2 separate regions of the Homo sapiens genome follow, and region 2 is linked to region 1. The links are chromatin loops, found by intact Hi-C in ENCODE. Cell type or tissue: Calu3. All regions are shown on one strand. Links, peaks and the distances in the headings refer to the core of each region. The heading gives the core; the rest is flanking DNA.

Region 1 (10,692 bases), core at 1,747-9,746:
GAAAGGCAGGACAACTTGAAGCAAAGGCAGGAACACTGGAAGTGGGGAGGGAGCTTCCAGGTCACAGGTAGGTGATACAGAAATGGTTACATTATTTTGAGTTTCTGGTTAGCCTTTCCAAAGGAGGCAAATAAGATATGCCTCTATCTCAATGAACAGAAGAGTGACTTTGAATAGAATGGGAGGCAAGTTTGCCCTAAGCAGTTTCCAGCTTGAGTTTTCCTTAGTGATTTTGGGGGTCCAAGATATTTTCCTTTCACAAAGTGTATCCAGGGGTATGGAAACATTACACAATGCTGGGATGTGCTGGGAAACATAACTCTAGGTCAGAGTTTGGCAAAGTTGGACCTGTGGGCCAAATCCTGCCCATTGTCTATTTTTATAAATAAAGTTTTATTGGAACAGAGCCACACCCATTTATTTAAAATTTTTTTTACAGCTGCTTTTTGCTACAGTGGCAGAATTGCATAGTGGTGACAAAACTGTATGATATTCAAAGTCAAAAATATTTATTATCTGGCCCTTTACAGAAAAAGTTTTTTGCCTCTGTTGAAGTGAGATTAAAGGGTAGGTGCTGAAACAATAGTCCCTAATGCTCTCCAAATCTTGGAAAGGTAAAGTGATTATTGCTAGTAAGGAGGAATTTGTGAAAATGACCTTTTTCACAATCAAAGTATTTATTGATGAATAAATGAACCTGGAGCCACTATGTATAACTGTTCTAAATGCATTTGGAAATTGCTCACAAAACTGTTTCTATACCTCTTTTTCATACTGGTCAGTGTCATCACCCAATTGCCTAAGCCAGAAATCTAGCTAATGTCCTAAATTCCTCTTGCTCCTTCCTTACTTTATCAGCAACTCATGTACCTCTCTCTGTTCTTACTGTCATCATCCTGGGCCAGGCCCCCTGGAATTCCAGACTTGCTTGGAATTCAACCAACATTTCCTAACAGCCTTTCCCACCTCCACACATTCTTCTATATTCAATTTCTATCCTACAGTGTGACCTTTTAAAAGGTCCCAATCCCCTATTTATATCCTTCAATGGCTTTTTATTGCCTTTAGAAAAAAAAATCCAAACTCTGGAGCATAATTTATAGAGAGTTCTTCACAAATGGCCTTTATTTGACTAACTTCTCTTTACGCTTCAGGTCCCAGTTTATCTATTAATTCCTCCAGGGATCCTTCTCTGGTGCTCAAGTCTGGGTTGTCACCCTCAAATGTTCTTCTAAGGTGCTTTACAGTTTCTTGTTTTAGAACAAAACACATTGCATTGTAATTGTTTGTTTAATTGTCTGTCTGAGCAGTCTAACACTGCCAGGGCAAGGACCATGTCTTCATTAACTGGGAACACACTGGGAGGGAAACAGATATAGTCCCTGTTGTAAAGACATTTGCAGCATGGTGAGAGAAATTGACATTTTCTAAGTAATTACTCAAATATAAGCAGAACAATCCTTTTTGGAGATTTTTAAACTGGGGTTCTCTATTCCTCTTTACTGAAATCATTCTTGTCATCTTAGTGTTCTTCTCCCATTCATTGATTTAGGAAGAAGGCAAAGACAGACTAGAATAATGAGATCACTGATAAGTTTTGAATTTAATAGTTCATAGTATGACAGTAATCTTGAAGGCCAAGCTTTCAGTTGCAAGAGGTAGTCACCCCAAGGAGAAAAGGGGTTCCTGAATTCCAAAAGCTTCCCTTTAACCCATTTCCCATTTAGCAATAAAAGGTGCAGCTCACTTCCAGGGCTCATTTAATTATACATAAACATGCTTTTTGAGGCCGAAGCAAATCTGACTGATTTTTAATGTGAAAATAAAATACGAAAACTGTTCATGGAGTTATTTCTAAACAGCACTTGTCTCTAATCCTAATGTAACAGAAAAGTATATGATGTTACATTAGGATTGGAGATAAGTACTCTCAGGGCAAATGGGAAATGGGTTAATAATCAATACTCAAAGCTTGGGGGACTAAGATAAAATTTTACTCTAACCTCTAGGGCAGGGAGGGTGAAGGAAAGTTATACAGGGAGAAGACAAAAGCCCTCCTTGGATCAGGTAGAGGATCCTGAAACATGAGGGAGAGAACAGCAAAAGAGTTTTCCATCCTTGCTTTCCTTTCCATAACTCAGGGAAGCCTCTTAGAGAAGCCCTGAGTTTGTCATGATGCTGGAGAAACATGATACCTTGGAGGTTGACAGCAATGGCTGAGGCAGGTGATCAGGTGAATGGGCTTGATACAGGGATAGAAGTCTAGAATTCCAGAGTCTTTTAGAGAGGGAAGATTGATGGAAAAAACATGCTGTAGGAACTGACAAAAGGTCTTGTTTATAATTGTATCTCAAGCATCAACTAGAGTTTACTGGCACATAGTAGCAATTAATACATATTTAGTGAATAAATTGAACGAATGAGGAATAGAAGAACAGGAAAGAAACTGAATTTTTATTTATTTAAAAGCAATTTATAAAGAAAATTGTCAGGTTGACCCCCAACATACAGTCTCTTAACTGAGGAATTGATAGTCATTCTTTAATTTCAGGAGAGCAACCTTATGATTGAGTGATCTGAAGGAACTAACAAAATCCTTATGTTCTTCTTATGTTCTTGGTTCATCTACATGGCTCCAGAATATGACAGATTACTTGATCTAAACTTTCTGCAACATATTTCATTTCTTATATTAATTTCTGGTACAACTGTTCCTGTCTAGTGCCTAGCACAGTGTGTGGTACGTAGTCAACACTCAACACATATTTGTTGAATGGATTGCTAAAGAATTCATTTAGGCTGGGCAGGGAGGCTAACGCCAGTAATCTCAACACTTTGGGAGGCCAAGAGAGGTGGATTTCTTGAGTACAGAAGTTCGAGACCAGCCTGGGCAACACGGCAAAACCCTGTCTGTATTAAAAGTACAAAAACTACCCAGGTGTGATGGCATGTGCCTGTAGTCCCAGTTACTCAGTGGGTTGAGGCAGGAAGATCACCTGAACCTTGAGAGGTTGAGGCTACAGTGAGCGGTGATCTTGCCACTTCACTCCAGCCTGGGAAACAGAATGAGACCGTGTGTCAAAAAAACAAAAAACAAAAACAAAAACAAAAAATCATCTAATCTCCAGATCTGAAAACTTTGGAGGAAGAAAAGATTCCCTTCTCTCTTAAGTCATATTTGTGCTAATTATCTGCTAAGCATCTGGTATAAAGTAGGTTCTCCAAAATATCTGTTGAAGAAATTAAATGAATAAAGAGGGAAAGAAGGGGAAGAAAATTTTGGCTCACCTTGCATACTTCTACCACAGAGATCTTTCCAAAGAACTTATGTCAAGCTTAAAATCTGTTCTCTCTTCATTGCCTTCAATATTATTTTAAAATTTGCTTTTGCCATGAAACCCTACTTTCACACTTTCAATCTCATGATCATATAAACATTGTTAGAGGATATATTTTAAAAATAATTAGCTTTTTTCCTTCTTTTATGCCTTTTAAGAAGAATGGATTCTTAGGAAGAACCTTTCTTTTGCTGAATAAGGTATGTGAGGCATGAGTTGTAAAAGCAAGTGAAGGTGGTAGTCTATACATAAGAGATAGAGAAATGTAGGCATCGGGGTATATGGTTGTAACCTACATGGCATCCTTAGGTGTAGATTATCTGCTGTCTACTGAAGGATGTTTGATCTGTTCTAATTCTTGCTTTCTACTATGGTCCACTGCTGACCTCTCTGCCGGGTAAACTTATGCATTCCTCTTTCTCAGCTTGGACAAGATGTGATTCAGATTTTCCCTTCCTGATAACTTGGCCTCTCTTTAGCTCTTGATAGTTCTGAGACACTTTTGAGTCTTTTTCACACCCTCCATTTGCCATTGGCCAAGAATGTTCACCCTGCAACAGCAGCAATAGCTTTGCCCCTGCTATGGCAGATCCCACAATTGGCCCATGGGTTCTCATCCCAGTATCTCTGTCACACAGGAATAGAGGGGCAGCCCTCTATCTCTGTGGCTGACCATACCTCTCCACTGTCTTCCTTATACTAGATGTGGCCACTTGTTTGTCAGAGGCCACTCTGCAGAATGATGTCCTCTAATACCTTCAGATAGGGAATGCTCTTCCCCACTTGTTACAACCTACTTATCCCACAAAACCTTGAAGCCAGGAGGTTGGGGCACAGATCTGATTGCTAATATTCCTGACTTCTATCCCTATTTCCCCCCCAAACCATGAGGTTGGAAAGAATGGGCTTTCTCTTTCTTTTCCTGCATGATGAAAATTTCTATTTTATATCCTTCACTTCCTTAAAAGACTTTTGCCTTTCCATTTTCTTAAAGCTATGATTTGAGTGGGCCTAAGGAAATAGAAAACCTGTTTACCAATAGGGAACACACATAAGAAGCTATTGAAAATATTTTTATCCTTGATGTGCTCTGAGAATTAGAGATTTAGATGAGAACTAGGTGTACTCAGGTTTCTGTGGGTTCAGTAGGTTAAGAAAATATGTAACACTTTCTCATAAAGTGGAAGACTAGAAATTAATATTTAACCCAGGCTCTAAGGAGAGAGGATTTCTTTAGTGATCAGAGTTATTCCTGGAAGTGGGGATATAGCAGTTTCATTCTGAGTTCTGGGAACACTTAACTCTTGTGTAGTAACTGAAGTTTATACCCTTGTACAATTGCACTTAACTATTCTTTTACTATAATGTCTCTGCCCAAAAGTCTGTCACCTTTAAATTTATATGATTTTAGAGCAGGGACCTTGTCTTTTTTTTTTTTTTTTTTTCATTTCCCATCATTGTATCTCCAGCATTCAGCAGCATAATACCTGGCATGCAGTAAGTGCTCAAAAGTTATATTTGTTGAATAAAAGACACCATTTAAACCTATGGTTAACAAGTAATATTTCACTTTGAAAGTGGCAATATTATAAAAGGCCACAAGATGGGCTCATTACTCTGTGAAAGTTTGTGAAATATTCCTGAATCATGACATTAACCGTTTTTAGGAAAAAAATGGGGGAGACTTCATATACGTTTCTGAACCTTAAGGAGGAATTAAAATACTTTTGGTGACAGATCCTAGCAACCTTTAGCCATTTCCTTATGCATTTAAAAATTGCATTAAAAGAAAAATCACAGTGTTATTTAATTATCATTTCCTCCTCCAGCTTTGAAAAACAACAAGGTTTTATCTTTATTGCTCTTACCATATTTTCCTTAGTAGGAAACTGAAATATGTGTCTTGCTATTTATGGGATAATAAATTATATTTCTTGTTCTTAGTCTTCAAAATGTTGTTTGTCACTTTTTTTTTTCATTCAAAAGAGTAAGCTTCACCAAAGTGAATAGCCCTTTTTCCTAAACCAATGTGTTTTGAAAACTGACCCTATATTAGGAGATTCTAAATTGTTATCTCATTTGATATTTATTAACCAAATGAGGAAACTGAGGCTCAGAGAGTGTAAGATTTGCCCAAGTCATCTATTATATAGCAAAGATGGTACTTAAGCTCAGTTTTGTTGACTATAGGTCTCAACAATTTCATTCCTTCAACCAAACATTTAATGAGTGCCCTGCTGGTGACTGTCACATGCCAGGGGTTTGAGACATGGAACTGAATAACGCATTGTTTCTTTCCTGGAGAGCCTCTAGGTCTGTGGTGAAACTCTTCAGCATTCCAGAGAATGTCAGATGGTATGTATGGTGCTCCTGTAAGGGATTACAGAGTGCAGGTAGGGGATGTGGGGAGGAAGGGGGAAAGGACTAACTAGTTAGTCTCCTGTCCTCTGTTTGTCTACTGGAACTGCAGTCCTAAGCCTTTCTCAGGTATTGTAACATTGTCTATTGAATGGGTCCCATGAACTTACCTTTGACATATTTTATTCATTAATATTTATTAAACATATACTGTGAACATATACTGTGTTCTAGCAGCTGGGTATATAGAGGTGAAGAAGGAGGAAAAGAGCTAAATTTTAGTGGGAAGACATAATAAACAAAAATAAAAGCAAAAGCAAAAGCAAAAGCAAAGAAGCAAGAGAATGTAAGCTGGTGATAAAACGAGATGAGATGATAAACAGTGACTGAGGAGCTACTCCAGATGGGATTGCCTCTTTCAGTAGGTGGCATTCCAGCTAAGCCAAGAATGGTAAGGAGGAGCCAGGTTGGCAAATTCTAGGGGAGGGCATTCCAAACAGAGAGAACAGTCGGTACAAAGGCCTGAGGGGGAAAGAGGTTATTGCTCTCTCAGTTTGGGAAGAAGGAGACAGAGCTGTGTGGCACTAAAAGATTCATCCAATATCATCAGCTTGTTATTTAAGCAGCTGACATTAGACATCTAATGTCCAGGCTTCCCCTGGAGATAAGCAGTCATTGGTGTGTGTCTTTATAACAGCTGCAGGAGTTGCTGCTCATTTTAAGTGACTGGCATGCACTATCAAGCAAAAGAAAGAACTGCTCTGGAATTGGCTGTTCTTTAGCTGAGGAAATTTAGGATTATGTCCTCTTAGGATGGCTCCAAGCCAAACAGGACATCCTGGCATCTGAAGTCATGATGCAACTGTAATGCTTTTCATGTATTCACCATGCTCATATTAACTATCTACTGCCAGACACTGAGTATAAAGTAGGAAACAAAGTCTCTGCCTTCAAGGAGTTTGTATCTGATGACATTAAGGCCAGTTGTTGCAGAATGGCTTATGTAATTTACACATGGTTTGCTTAGGTTCTCTTTAGTTTATCCATTATTTGACTACATTTAGAACTCTTGTATTTATTGGGCATTTGAACAAAGAGGGAAGTGACACCAATTTTCAGGATTTCAATTTTCCCACCACAATACCAGCTGAGTTCTTTTTATAGTGGGAATTCTTCTCTTGAAGATACATGCCATTTCAATTATTCTTGCCTATAAAGATCTTGAGCATTACCACTGGCATCATTGATATCTGCCAGACAGAATGTCTTATTTCTACAGTTCTGTTCTATAATGTAGATTCAGACTCACCCAGTGCTTTCTCACCCCTGCTTAGCTTCTGTCTCTCAGGTCAGGGTCATTTCTACATGGTTTCTGGCCCCATAGTTTGTTATATGAGAAGCAGAAACATATCACTCAATGGCCCAAATCTCCTAAAGCCAATTGAAATCTTTCCATAATTTAGGCTAGCTAGAAGAAAAAGTCAGGGGAGAAAAAACCAAACTACACTGTACACTAACCTTTTGATACAAGGGATGACATCACCTGTGTGAATATGGTATAATTTATGTCCTCACATCTTACTAATTCATTGGAAAATCCTCCCAATAGAACTTGCAACCCCCATAGAAGAGCTATTTTACAATTTTTTCTTGTCATTGGAAGCAAATATTAACAGACTCTGTGTATGGTCTATTGTTCTTAATCAAAGTTTTGTAAATAGTTTCCTATTGCCTTTTGTTAGTTGTCTGTTGCTGCAATAGCAAATTACCACACATGTAGTGTTATGAAGCAACACACGTTTATTATCTTAAAGCTCTGTAGGCCAGAAGTCTGACAACCAGTCTCACTGGGCTAAAGTTAAGGTATCAACAGGCTCAGTTACTTTCTGAAGGCTCTAGGGAGGAATCTGCTTCCTTGCCTTTCCTGCTTCTAGAGGTCATCTGTACCATCTGACTCCTGGTGTCCTTCTTCCATCTTCAAAGTCAGCAACTTTGCATCTCCATGACTTTTTAACCCTCACCAAGTCTCTCTTTAACCAAAGCCAGGAGAGGTTTTCCATTTTTAATTATTCATGTGATTAGATTGGGCTTACTTGGATAATACAGGCAGTCTTTTCCTCTCAGTGTCTGTAAGCTTAATCACATTTTAAAAGTCCCCTTTGCTTTGCCATGTAAGGCAACATATTCATGTGTTCTGAGGATGAGAATGTAGACATCTTTGGGGCCATTATTTTGCCCACCATACCTTTCTCTAAAAAAAAAAAAAAAATAATAAGATGCATTGAAAACTGGATGCACATAACTCTTACAAATCCCCTGTATAGAAATCCCCATTTCAAATGTTGATATATATGTATGTCTCTCTAAATAAAGGGAGAAAAAGGTATTCACTTTCTATCACAAATAAAGTGAGGAAAAGTTTTGATTAAGTCATTTTGACATTAAAACTCCCATCCCTTCCCCTCCCCTCCCCTCCCCTCCGTTCCACTCCCCTCCCCCTCCCCTCCCCTCCCTTTCTCTTCCTTTCCCTCCTGAATGTAGATGGAAGGAAAGTGAGAGGAATATCTGTGGTTTTGGCTACTCAGCTTCTCTTGTCTTCTTGTAACAAAAATGTCCTCTTAGCCTTTGGTGGGGGAAGTGTGGGTTCTATTTTTTAATTCATATTGTGATATTCTGGTAGAGTTTCCAATCATAGTACTCCTCTAGCTACTTGTCTCAGGGCTGTGCACATGATCCAGTTCTATCCAATTAGATTATCATGTTCCCCTGGACACTGTGATTGGCTCAGTAGCCAACCAGAATACTTCCCTGAGATTTGTTTCCTAAGTAGCTCTCTGGGGGAAATTTTCTCTTTCTTTCTTTACTGCAAAAAGCTGAAGGAGTATGATTTAGAGCTGCTGGTTCTATGTCTCTCACTACTTGGGGAAACTAAGACTGATGAGAGATGATCCTGGGGAGTTACTCCTTGAGGTCTTCAAAGCTTCTTTGCTTCCTCTTTGAGTCTATGATTATGGAAGTGTGTTACTAATTAATCTCCCTTTTGTTTAACCTTTTTTGTGTTGAGAGTTGTTTCTTGCAGGTAAAAAAGTCCCAATCAGTAGAGGTGGTTTTCCCTCTCCTAATGCCTATTTTCTTTGACTTTGCTACTTATCCTGTTAATTCATTGGGTTTCAAAGGCAAATCTAAAGTTGAGGATGTCTCTTATGGGAAAAAGATTAAGAAATAATCAGAGGAGATTCTGAAATGAGTCCAGATTATATTGCTTATGCTAATTCTTAGGTTACATTCTGGAAAACTTCACCCCCTATTTTATAATCCATTTTAGACTATGTAACTCAGCTAATTAGAGAGAATTATGTACAGATGCCAGTAATCCTATTAATACAATGCAGTAATATGAAAGCTTGAAATCCAAACACTTTCTGTTTCCATTCTGTTTCAATTATCAAGTTTCTACAGTGAAATTAAAATCCTTAAAATAAAATCTCCCCTCTCATTTCTTTTTATTTTGCTTCTGGAACTAATATATTCCCAAGAAGACCTTCAAAGGCAAATTATTCTGAACTCAGATCTCTCATGCATCCAATTTTCCAAAGTTCAGTAAGTTATAAAAGAACATTTTTATTGCAACCCCATATCTAGAACATTCTGACCCGAATATAGGAAGTGCCAATTTCCCTATATAATTTTGATTTTTCCCAAGAGTATAGTTCTGAGACTCAAAAATGGTTGTCCCTTGGTGTATGTTTTCAACATACAAGCAGAGGTCCAGCATGTACTTTTTAATGCATTGCAAAATACAATTCCAGAATGAATTGGTGGTTAGAAGAATGGCCCAACAACCATATGAAGTCAAGCTACTCACTTCACATTAAATCACAGAATGACCTCTAAGTGGAGGTGCTCAACTACATTTACTGAATAGAACATCTCTTCTATATTCTTTTGAAGTATGGAAATAATTCCTCATCTCTAACCTGGGGTGATCACCATCACAAAACAAATTTAGCTTAGTGCTCAAAATGATGTAGTCGTACTTCTACTAGCTACTGAATTGAGCGTTTGTCTCAGTTCCCTAGGACAAGAGACACATTTCATGCAGTGAATCAGAACCAGAACTACCTAATCCTCTTGGTAAATGGGAATAGTTCATCTCAGCACAGGTACTTTAATTAATTTATTTATGTAGTTGCTCACCATGTATTTGCTGAACGTAAGTTAGGTACTTGATATATAAGGTGGATAAAACAGACCTGATTTCTGCTCTCATTGAGCTCTTAGCCTAATTGGAAATGCAGACACCAAACAAATAACAAGTAAAAGTATAATTAAAAATTTTCTTGTGGCAGAATTCTGTGAGAGAGAATAATGGTAGGGGCACACTTTAAGTTGGGTAGCCAGGAAGACCGCTAGAAGAAGATGATATTTCATCTGAGATCTGAATTTGAAGGATGAAAAAGAACTAGTCAAGAGAGGACTATAAGGAAGAGGGTCCTAGGTGTGGAAGGAGCATCCAATGGAGAAGAAATAGCAATGTTAGAGGGTTATGGTTCAGCAAATAAATTGCAGTTCTTAAAGAACCTTATGTGCACTGTGATCTGGAGCTGGTGAGTGAGAGAGTACTAAGAGTATACAGAATGTACATTCTGTGTTTGAAGGAAGTGTAGGGAAGGCAGACAATTATATAATGCTTAGTTCATCTTAAATCAGGTTAAGAGTTCTAAATTTTATTCCAGGTATGTGAAGTTATTGAAATATTTTGAAAATAAGACAGTCATTATCTCATTTACATTTCAAAAGAATCACTTCTGCTCCTGTTTGGAGAATGGACTGGAGGGAAATCTTAGTCAAAGCAGGGAGACTTCTTAGGAGATGATTACAATATACTACACAGGAGATAAAGTGACTTGGACTAGAGTAAGGCCAATGAAGATGGGAACAATCAAATGTATTTGAGATATGTATTTGAAGAGAGCATCAACAGATTTTAATCATA
Region 2 (10,692 bases), core at 1,708-9,707, 98 kb after region 1:
ATTCTGTTGCTGGTGAGGAGCTGCGTTCCTTTGGAGGAGGAGAGGTGCTCTGCTTTTTAGAGTTTCCAGTTTTTCTGCTCTGTTTTTTCCCCATCTTTGTGGTTTTATCTACTTTTGGTTTTTGATGATGGTGACGTAGAGAAGGGTTTTTGGTGTGGATGTCCTTTCTGCTTGTTAATTTTTCTTCTAACAGGCAGGACTCTTAGCTGCAGGTCTGTTGGAGTTTGCTAGAGGTCCACTCCAGACCCTGTTTGCCTGGGTGTCAGCAGCGGTGGCTGCATAACAGCGGTGGCTGTAGAACAGCGGATCTTGGTGAACCGCAAATGCTGCTGCCTGATCGTTCCTCTGGAAGTTTTGTCTCAGAGGAGTACCCGGCCGTGTGAGGTTTCAGTCTGCTCCTACTGGGGGATGCCTCCCAGTTAGGCTGCTCGGGGGTCAAGGACCCACTTGAGGAGGCAGTCTGCCCATTCTCAGATCTCAAGCTGCATGCTGGGAGAACCACTACTCTCTTCAAAGCTGTCAGACAGGGACATTTAAGTCTGCAGAGGTTACTGCTGTCTTTTTGTTTGTCTGTGCCCTGCCCCCAGAGGTGGAGCCTACAGAGGCAGGCAGGCCTCCTTGAGCTGTGGTGGGCTCTACCCAGTTCCAGCTTCCTGGCTGCTTTGTTTACCTAATCAAGCCTGGGCAATGGCAGGCGCCCCTCCCCCAGCCTCACTGCTGCCTTGCAGTTTGATCTCAGACTGCTGTGCTAGCAATCAGCGAGACTCCGTGGGCGTAGGACCCTCTGAGCCAGGTGCAGGATATAATCTCCTGGCGTGCCATTTTTTAAGCCCGTCAGAAAAACACAGTATTAGGGTGGGAATGACCCGATTTTCCAGGTGCCATCTGTCACCCCTTTCTTCGACTAGGAAAGGGAACTCCCTGACCCCTTGCACTTCCCGAGTGAGGCAATGCCTCGCCCTGCTTTGGCTCACGCATGGTGCGCTGCACCCACTGTCCTGCACCCACTGTCTGGCACTCCCTAGTGAGATGAACCCGGTACCTCAGTTGGAAATGCAGAAATCACCCATCTTCTGTGTCGCTCACGCTGGGAGCTGTAGACCGGAGCTGTTCCTATTCAGCCATCTTGGCTCCACCCTGAGATCTGCTTCTTTAAGAAGTGTAGTACTTGTCCTCTAGCTCTCTCTCTTGCTCCTGCTCAGGCCATATGACTGTGTCTGCTCCTCCTTTGCCTTCTGCCATGATTGTTAGTTTCCTTAGGCTTCCAATCACCAATCAGATGCCAGTATTATGCTTCCTGTACAGCCTGCAGAAGTGTGAGACAATTGAATCACTTTTCTTTATAAATTACAGATATTTCTTTATAGCAATGCGAGAATGAATTAACACATACTCATTGGCCATAGTTCCTCCCCTGGCTCAGTGTGGCACAATCAGGAGAAAAGCATTCATCTCCTGGCTTCTTTCTGGGGAGGGAAAAAGAAGACTTAAACATACATTCAAGGATTAGACATTTTAGGTGGCTACCCATAGGACTGGTTTCTGTCTTGCCTGAATCTAAATGCTGACAAGAAAGAGCATCAGACTAAGGCTTCTGAGAACTAAGGCAATGGTTTGGACTACTATACACTTGCCATAATTCTTCACTCCACTTAGCATGAAATGAGCTGGAGCAAATTCCAACGCCTGGCTGCTTTAAGAACAAAAAAAAGAGTGCTTCCAATGTTCTGACTTTTCAGGAGACTTCCTGAGGTACTAGTTTCTGTCTCACCTATCTCCAGATTACTGATGGAACCTGACATATTCTAGAAGCCTACAGGCTTCTGAGACCAAAAAGAGATTGGGCAGCTTGTAGCAGGTTAGAGAACTTACAAAACCCCACACAGACATGAGAATGAGCAAGAGATTATGAGCCCCTGAAAAAAGAAACTGGCAAATCCCTCCAATTGGGAATTTACATGCAAAAATCCAGAGAAGATTACATACGCAGAAAGGGTTTGAGAAGCTTTCAGAATCTCTAGCCAGGATGACTGGAAAAAGTCTTTCTTTGTACAAAAGCAACCCATAAGCACTGAAAAAGTGGCTTTTTTTTTTCAGATACACAGATCCCAACTCAAAGTTACAAAGCACATGAAGAAACAGGGAAATGTGTAATCAAAGAAACAGCATAAATCTCTAGAAAGTCACCTGAAAGAAATGGAGGTATATATATATTACCTGACAAATAATTCAAAATACCATGTTAAAGTTGCTCAATGAGGCAGGAACAAAATGAGAGTATCAGCATACAGATGGAAAATACAGAAAAGAGCCAAGCAGAAATCTTGGGGCCAAATAATGTAATAACTGTACTAAAAAATGAACTAGAGGGGATCAACAGCAGACTTGATTGAGCAGAAGAAAGAATCACCTATCTTGAAGGCAGATCATTTGAAAGTATTTAGTCAGAGGAGGAAAAAGAAAAAAGGAATAAAAAGAGTAAGGAAAGCCTAAGGTACCTATGAGACAAACATCAAATAGACCTATATATATTATTGGAGTTATAGAAAAAGAAGAGAGAGAGAAAAAGGAAGAAAACCTATTTGAAGAAATAATGACTAAAAACCTTTCAAATCTGGGGATGAAGATAGATGTCCAGATTCTGGATCCCAGTGCATTTCAACTAGGATAAACCTAAAGAAGTCTACACTGAGACACATTATAATCAAATTGCCAAAAGTCAAAGACAAAGAGGGAATTCTGAAAGCAGCAAGATAAAAGTGGATCATCACATGCAAGGTATCCTTCGTAAGACCATTAGCAAATTCCTCAGCCAACACAATGTAGGCCAGGAGGGAGTAGACTAAGACATTCAAAGTGCTGAAGAAAAAACTGCCAACCAAGAATGTTATACTGCATGAAATGGTCCTTCATAAATGAAGGAGAGATAAAGATGTTACCAGGCAAACAAAAGTTCAGAGAGTTTATCACTGCTCTAGACCCGCCTTATAAGAAATGCTATGAGAGTCCTTTGAATTGAAACAGAAGGATGCTGGACATCAACACAAAAAGATATAAAAGTACAAAGCTTACTGGTAAAGGTAAATATATAGATAAACACAGAATAATTCTGAAATAGTGGTGCATTAAGCACTTTTAATTCTGGTGTAGCAGTTAAAAGACAAAATTATTTAGAAAACTAATTATGAAAATATTTTAATGGATATACAATATAAAAAGATATAATTGTGACATCAATAACACAAAATGTGTGGAGGAATAGAAGTAAAAAAGTAAAGTTTTGTATGCAAGTGAGGTTAACTTTTTATCAGCACAAAGTAGATTGTTATAACTATAAGGTATTTTATTTAAATCTGATAATCATAAAGAAAATTTTTATTGAAGATACACAAAAGAAAATGAGAAATAAATCAAAATATGTCATTACTCACAAAAAATCCCTGCAAAAGAAGACAAGAAAGGAAAAGAAGGATGAAAAAGCTACGAGACATACACTAAATACTAGACAAAATGGCGGTGTTAAGTACTTCCCTATCAGTAATTACTTTGAGTATAAATTGATTACATTCCTCAGTCAAAAGCCATAGAGTGCCTGAGTAGATAAAAAATAAGATCCAACCATATACTGTCTACAAGAGACTTACTACAGATATAAGAACACACAGAGGCTGAAATTGGAAGGATGGAAAAAATATTCCAAGGAAATGGTAACCAAAGGAGTGCAGGGTATCTGTACTTATATCAGAAAAAATAAACTAAATTAAAAACTATAAATAACAAAGATGGACATTATACAATGACAAAAAGTCAAATCACCAAGAATTTATAACAATTATAAATGTGTATGCACCCAACATTAGAATACCCAAATATATGAAGCAAACATTGCTAGAGCTGAAAGGAAAAATAGCAACACAATTGTAGTAGGAGATTTCCCATTTTCAATCATGGATAGAACATCCAGAGAGAAGATTAATAAGGAAACAAAAGACTTCAACAACAATAGAGACCAACCCAACAGCAGGAGAATACACTTTCTCTTCAAGAGTACAGGGAACATTCTCAAGAATTGATTGTGTTAGGTCAAAATACAAGTCTTAACAAATTTAAAAGCATTTATGTAACACCAAGTGCCTTTACTCAATGCAATGGAATGAAACTAGAAATTAATAGAAAAAGGAAAACTGGAAAATTCAAAAATTTGTGTAAATTAAACAATACAACCTTGAAAACTAATGGTCAAAGTGTAATTTCTAAGATTAATTAGAAATATATCGAGATATAAATGAAAACACAGCATAACAAAACATGGAGTGCAGCAAAAGCAGTACTGAGTTATAAATGCCTACACTGAAAGAGAACAAAGATCTCAAGTACACAATCTAATTTTACACTTTATTACCATTTGACCTAGCAATCCCATTACTGGGTATATACCCAGAGGAATATAAGTCATTCTCCCATAAAGACACATGTACATGAATGTTCATTGCAGCACTATTCACAATAGCAAATACATAGAATCAACCTAAATGCCCATCAATTACAGATTGGGTAAACAAAATGTGGTACATATACACCATGGAATACTATGCAGCCATAAAAAAGAGCGAGATCATGTCTTTTATGGGAACATGGATGGAGTTGGAAGCTATTATCCTTAGCAAACTAATGCAGTAACAGAAAACTACTGCATGTTCTCACTTATAAGTGGGAGCTAAATGATAAGAACTTATGAACACAAAGAAGGAAACAACAGACACTGGTGTCTCCTTGAGGAGGGAGTTCTGGAGGAGGGAGAGGAATAGAAAAGATAACCATTGGGTTCTTGGCTTAACACCTGGGTGATAAATAGTCTGTACAACAAACCCCCCATGACAGGTGTTTACCTATGTAACAAACATTCACATGTACCCCAAACCTAAAATAAAAGTTTAAAAAATCTAGAAAGGGACAAACTAAATAGAAAGTTGGCAGAAGGAAGAAAACAATGAAGATTAGAGCAAAAATGAAATACAGAATAGTAAAACAATAGAAAAAATGAATGAAACTTAAGTTGGTAAAAAAGACGAAGATTGACAATTCTTTGGGCTAATTAAGAAAAAAGAAGACTCAAGTAAATAAAATCAGAAATGAAGAGGAGACATTACTATTAATACCACAGAAATAAAAAGGATTATAAGAGACCACTATGAATAGTTATATGCCAACACACTGAATAACCTAGAAGAAATAGATAAATTTCTAGACTCTTACCATCTATCATGATTGAATCATGAAGAAACAGAAATTCTGAACATATCTATAACTGGTAAGTGATTGAATCAGTAATCAAAAATTCCCTACAAAGAAAAGCCCCAAAATCAAATGGCTTCATTAGTGAATTCTACCAAACATTTAAAAAATAATTAATGCTGATCCTTCTATAACTTTTCCAAAAAGTTGAAGAGGAGGGAACACTCCCAACCTCATGAGGCCAACATTACCCTGATATCAAACTCATACAAAGACACCATAAGATGACCAAATCCCCATAAAATACTAGCAAACCAAGAAATAAAATACACCATGTCAAATGGTATTAATGCCTGTGACATAAGGATGGTTCAGCATATGAAAATCAATCAATGTGATAAAATACATGAACAGAACAAAGGATAGAAACCACAAGACCATCTCAGCAGATGCAGAAATGCATTTAATATAAATCAATACTGTTTAATGATTTAAAAAACTCAACAAACTAGGGAATAGAAAAAAAATACCAATACATAAAACAGGGCAGAAGTAAAAGGCTCACAGCTACTCATTAATGAAAAACTGAAAGCTTTTCCTCTAAGATCATGAAAGAAGCAATTATGTCCTCTCTTGTTACTTCTATTCAACATAATATTGGAAATCTGAGCCAGAGAAATTAGGCAGGAAAAAAAGAGGCATCCAAATCAGAAAGGAAGAAGTAAAATTGTCTCTGTTTATAGGTTACATAATATAATTTGTAGAAAATCTCTTAACCCCTTATCAGATATATAGTTTGCAAATATTTTCTTCCACTCCATAGGTTGTCTTTTCAATGTTTTTTGAGTTTACTGATTCTTTGTTCTCCTTCATCTAGTCTTCTAGTGAATCCTTCTAGTGAATTTTTCAGTGTAGTTACTGTATTCTTTTACTCAAAGATTTCTGTTTAGCACTTTAAAAATACTTTCTAGCTCTACGTTGAAATTCTCATTTTGCTTATACATTTTTCTCCTGAGCTCATTGAGGATATTTATATGGTTAATTTGAATTATCTGTTAGATAAATCATACATCTCTGTTTTATTAGAGTTGGTTTCTGATGCTTTATATATTGTTCCTTTGTTCTGGCTGTATTTTCTTGTTTCTTCGTTTTCCTTGACTTTTTGTGTTGGCATCTGCATATTAGGAAAAATAGACATCCCTACCAGTCTTCACAGACTGGCCTTGTATGGGAGAAGACCCTCACCAGTCAGCCCAGCCAGAGATACTGGGGGCCTCTCAAATGTCTCTGTATGCATTTTATCTGAAGTTGTGTTATCCAAATTAGCTGGATTTGCCAGCTTTTTTTTTTTCCTTCCGGCGTTTGTAATCTCTTGCTCCCTCTGGTGTTCTTTGCTGTATGGGTCTTCTGGGGCAGCAGCACGCCCCAAGCTCTTTTTCTGTGGTTGTTCTCAACAGTCCTTCCTAAGGCACCTAGAGTATACTGGGTCCTGTGGGTATTCTGAGACAGGTGAGAAAAACAAACAAACAAACAAACAAACAACAACAACAACAACAACAAAAACCATCCCTCAGGCAGTCCCTGGAAAATTTGGAATGATGAATGAACAATTCAACTCTTTCTCTCTCCAGGGAGAAGTTGGGATTTGAGGGTTTTGCCCCACTGACTCAGGACTGAGCCAGAGGGAGGGCATATGGAAAGTATGTGCATGCAAGTCCAACCTGCTGCTTTTGTTCTCAGTGGCTTCCAACTGGGGACCTTTCCTGACAGCATTCAGATTCAGCCAGGCAGAAATAAACCTTGGGCAGCACCCAGAAAAGTCATAACTTTTGAAGTATGGTCCAGTCCTTTTCTTATCTCCCCAGGTAGAAAATTGGGAACTGGTTTTGTTATTGTTGTTGTTGATCATGTGGTTGAGAGGAGGAACCTTGAATTTTTCCACCATCTTCAGTTAGGCTCGTGTTGCTCTTGCCTGTGGTTTAGGAGCCCCTCAGTTCGTTTCTGGACTTCTCATACAGGGAATTGGTCCATGTATTGTTATTGTTGAATTTGTCTGTCTATGGGGAGGAGGAAGATAAAATGCTTCATATTCCCCCATCTTTCTGATGTCCCTCTTTTTTGCCTTTAATTTAAAATTATTTATTAATTTGCTACTGTGTGCTGGAGATTGCACTGAACTCTGGAGACTCTGAGCTTAAGTTTCATTATACAACTTCCATGGTGTTTTATTCTTGTACTCCTGATTTTTTCTCTTTATGTATTGGTTTTCAGGATAATTATTTGTTTATTTAGCATCTTCCTACGGTAAACATTGGCTCCTTTTCCTTTTTTGTTGTTAAAGCATCCAAGATTTTAACATATTAGATACATTTCAAATTATTGCAGTCAATATTCCTATCCATGCTCAATTTATTTCATTTGTGAGCTGTGGTAACCCTTTGAAGTTAGCTCCTGGATCCTTTTTACTGATATAATCCTAGAAAGCATCAAGAGCCAAGACAAGGTCTGTTATTTCACTGCCCTTCTCCCATTTGTTCTCCTCTTCTCTGTCTATCTGCTGAATAGGCTCCCACAGGGATGGGATGGGGTGCTTGGGGACTTCGAGAGAGTAACAAAAGTTTTACCACTTAACTATCATTGTCACTGATGTCTTTGTAGACCGCAGACTGCCGATGTTAATTCTTTGGAGTGCCACAGAGACTTCTTCACCATCCTGGCAGTATATCTGAGGTCCCTAATAGTGAGGTCCTCTGGTTGTTCTCTTGTGGGGCACCTTTAAGACCACAACACCTTTTTAAAATAACTTCTAGTGAAGGCCCTCTTCTGCTGCCCTCTCTCCTTGTTCCTGCTTTTGCCACCTGCTCAAGTCAGCTACAAGGAATATGTGTCAGGTTCTCCCAAAAGCTCTCTTACCACAGTCTCCTCTGCATCTGGCAGGGCCAAGGTCCATATATTCTATGCTAATCAGACAGAGAAGGGAATGTCAATCGCCTCTTCCTTTAGGCACTCCTAATCTCTATAACTGGTTCTCTTGGACTCTCTCCTTAATTAGACTGAAGTGAGGAAATGGAGGGGGAAACCCATTACACTCTTCTGTCTCGGCTGACAGCTCACACCTCAGTTCAGTTCTGCAGTACATTAACCTCCTTTAGCATTGCTTTCTTTTAAAATAAGCTGGACATGGGTAAATGGGGGTGAAGGGATCAGGTCTGATTCTGATTTCTTTTAATAAGCCCACAGTGGACATTTGGCAAGTCCTTGGTATTCTCTTTAAAGCAAAGTTTCTTTGAACATTTATCCCAAATTCCCAGACCACAGGAACGTCTAATTCAAAATCCTATTTCCTAAATTTTTGATTTTTTCTTTATTTCTTAAAATATTTATTTTCTTAGAAAAACTATATATCATCTTGGCTTTTTGCTTCGTAATCATTTTATGGAGTTATTTAGTGGGTGTAGTATATTTTTGTTTCAGCTCTTCACAATTGGATCTTAATAGCCATGACATAAGGAACTTAAAATTTTGCTGAGGTAAGAATTTGGACTGAACAAGTCTGGGTCTGGGTCCAAAGCCGCTTTTATCTCATTGTGGCTTTGTTGTTCTCTACTTGTCAACAGTAACTTTGTAAGTGATGAAATGTGTGTTTCTTTGAGCAAAATGGCCATTAAGTGAGTTAAAACTTTAGCACAGTTTGAAAAGGCAGCAAAATTGCTGGACAAGAATGTGCTGGGAATCACAGGGCTTTTTACTGAGGTATGATTTAGAGGAAAGCTGAGCTAATAGCTCAGTATTTATCATTCTGAAGAATAATGAATGCCTCACAATATAACCAGAACAAAAGTCAATGCACTAACTATGCTATATCATACATATGTTTATTTTTTTAAGTCTCTTTTATGTTTGTTGTTACAGTCTCTTACATTTGTGTGTGCATGCTTTCTTTTTTATTTCTTAATATTAGTTTTCAGGGGTATACATAACTTTTCCTAGGAATCAGCTCTCAGTTTACTGATTTACCAATTTCTGCATTTTTCATCAAATTCTTCCAGATGTTTGCTTGTTTTGCTCACTTCTGTCTTTCAAATCGCTTTTCAAATGTCACCTGTTCAGATAAACCCCTGTGACTATTTTATCTAAAATAGCTATTTCCTCCTATCCTATTTACATCTCTGACTCCTTATCCTGCTATATGTTTCTTTACATTGATTTCTATATAATTGTTATATAAGAACTTGTTTACTTTTTACTTATGTTTACTTATTTACTTATTTATTGCTTACTAAAATGTAAGTTCCCTGTATCCTCAGTGCCTAAACCAATGTCTGGAACATTTTAGACTTTGTCAAAATATTTGCTGAATAAATGATTGAATAAAGAGTAAATGATTTTACTCATCCTGTTTTCTTAAATGTTTTTCCCCTCACCATTTGGAGTTGAATTATGAGTTCATTTACTTCCATTTTTATTTAATAACCAGACATTTAATTTAAAAAATATTTTATGATTGCAGTTTTTATTTTTCTGTTCATCCTAGAGTTATTGAGCAAGGCAATTCTACATTTACAAGCGATTAGGGAGTTTCTGTTTAAAATTTTTGTTGTTAATTACCAGTTTTCATTTTCAGTCAGAGAATGTGAGCTGTAAAATATATTGTTTCTTGGCATTTATTGAGATTATCTTCATGAACAGCTACATGATAACATTTTCAAAATGTTCTCTGTAGAATAAAGTTTACTCTGTCTAATAAAAAATCTTACTAATTGTACTATTGAAATCCTTGTAAGACCTTGGTCAGTCTTTGTTCTGTAAAAGAGAGTTTTAAATTCTCACAACAAAAATAATTTTTCTATCAGTGTTTGACATCTACTGCCAGCAAAGAAGTTCATGACTGATTTATCTTCATTGTAATTTAAATTGCTTATCAGCAGAAATGACTATCTTTTTAATAGTTTACTAAATTCAATTTTACTTTGTTTGAAATTAATATTACTAGTAGCTTTCCTTTGGTCTGATTTTGCCTAGTCAATCTTTCTGTTTCCTTTTGTTTTTAGCATTTTGGTGTCCTTGTGTTATGTGTGAGTTTTGAAGCTGAACATTGTTAAATTTTGTTTTAATAGGTGAGTTCAGTTATTTTATTTTTTGTCCAAATTCTTTTGAGTGATCTTATTTCTTTCATCTTTCTTTTTTTAATTTAAAATGTTTCTTTGCTGTTGCATTATTTTTTTCTTTGCTTCTCCTTTCACTTTTTCTAGTGATTGAAAGATAAACATCTTGTTTTATCTTCTTCAAATGGAAATTACTTTAATGTTAAAACTAAACTTTTTCTAGTTTAATATATTTAAAAATAAGACTTTTTGAGTCTAAATAAAATGAATGTTTTGGCATATATTTTTCTATTACTTTTTCTTGATTCTCCAAAGTAATCTAGATTTCTGAATGTTAATTATTATTTTTATT

What was found. A loop is a pair of places that touch in the nucleus more often than their neighbours do. Peaks named below come from ENCODE experiments on the same cell type or tissue, not always from the same donor. Only the 100,000 strongest peaks of a DNase experiment are listed, where the experiment ranks them.
Region 2: a loop joins it to region 1, with 16 times the contacts of the local background. A loop is called at or near these places in 8 of 110 quality-filtered maps.

The regions. Positions count from the first base shown.
Region 1 is chr4:143,079,719-143,090,410 of GRCh38, reverse strand. The region is part of intron 1 of USP38-DT (USP38 divergent transcript); the gene reads left to right. Among named protein-coding and RNA genes, the nearest start is that of USP38-DT, 100 kb to the left of the region's middle. In Calu3, for the core only: no CTCF peak of the experiment used is centred there; a DNase peak (open chromatin) is centred at 5,650.
Region 2 is chr4:142,981,323-142,992,014 of GRCh38, reverse strand. The region is part of intron 1 of USP38-DT (USP38 divergent transcript); the gene reads left to right. Among named protein-coding and RNA genes, the nearest start is that of INPP4B, 140 kb to the right of the region's middle. In Calu3, for the core only: a CTCF peak has its summit at 6,646 (motif pointing left); a DNase peak (open chromatin) is centred at 6,624.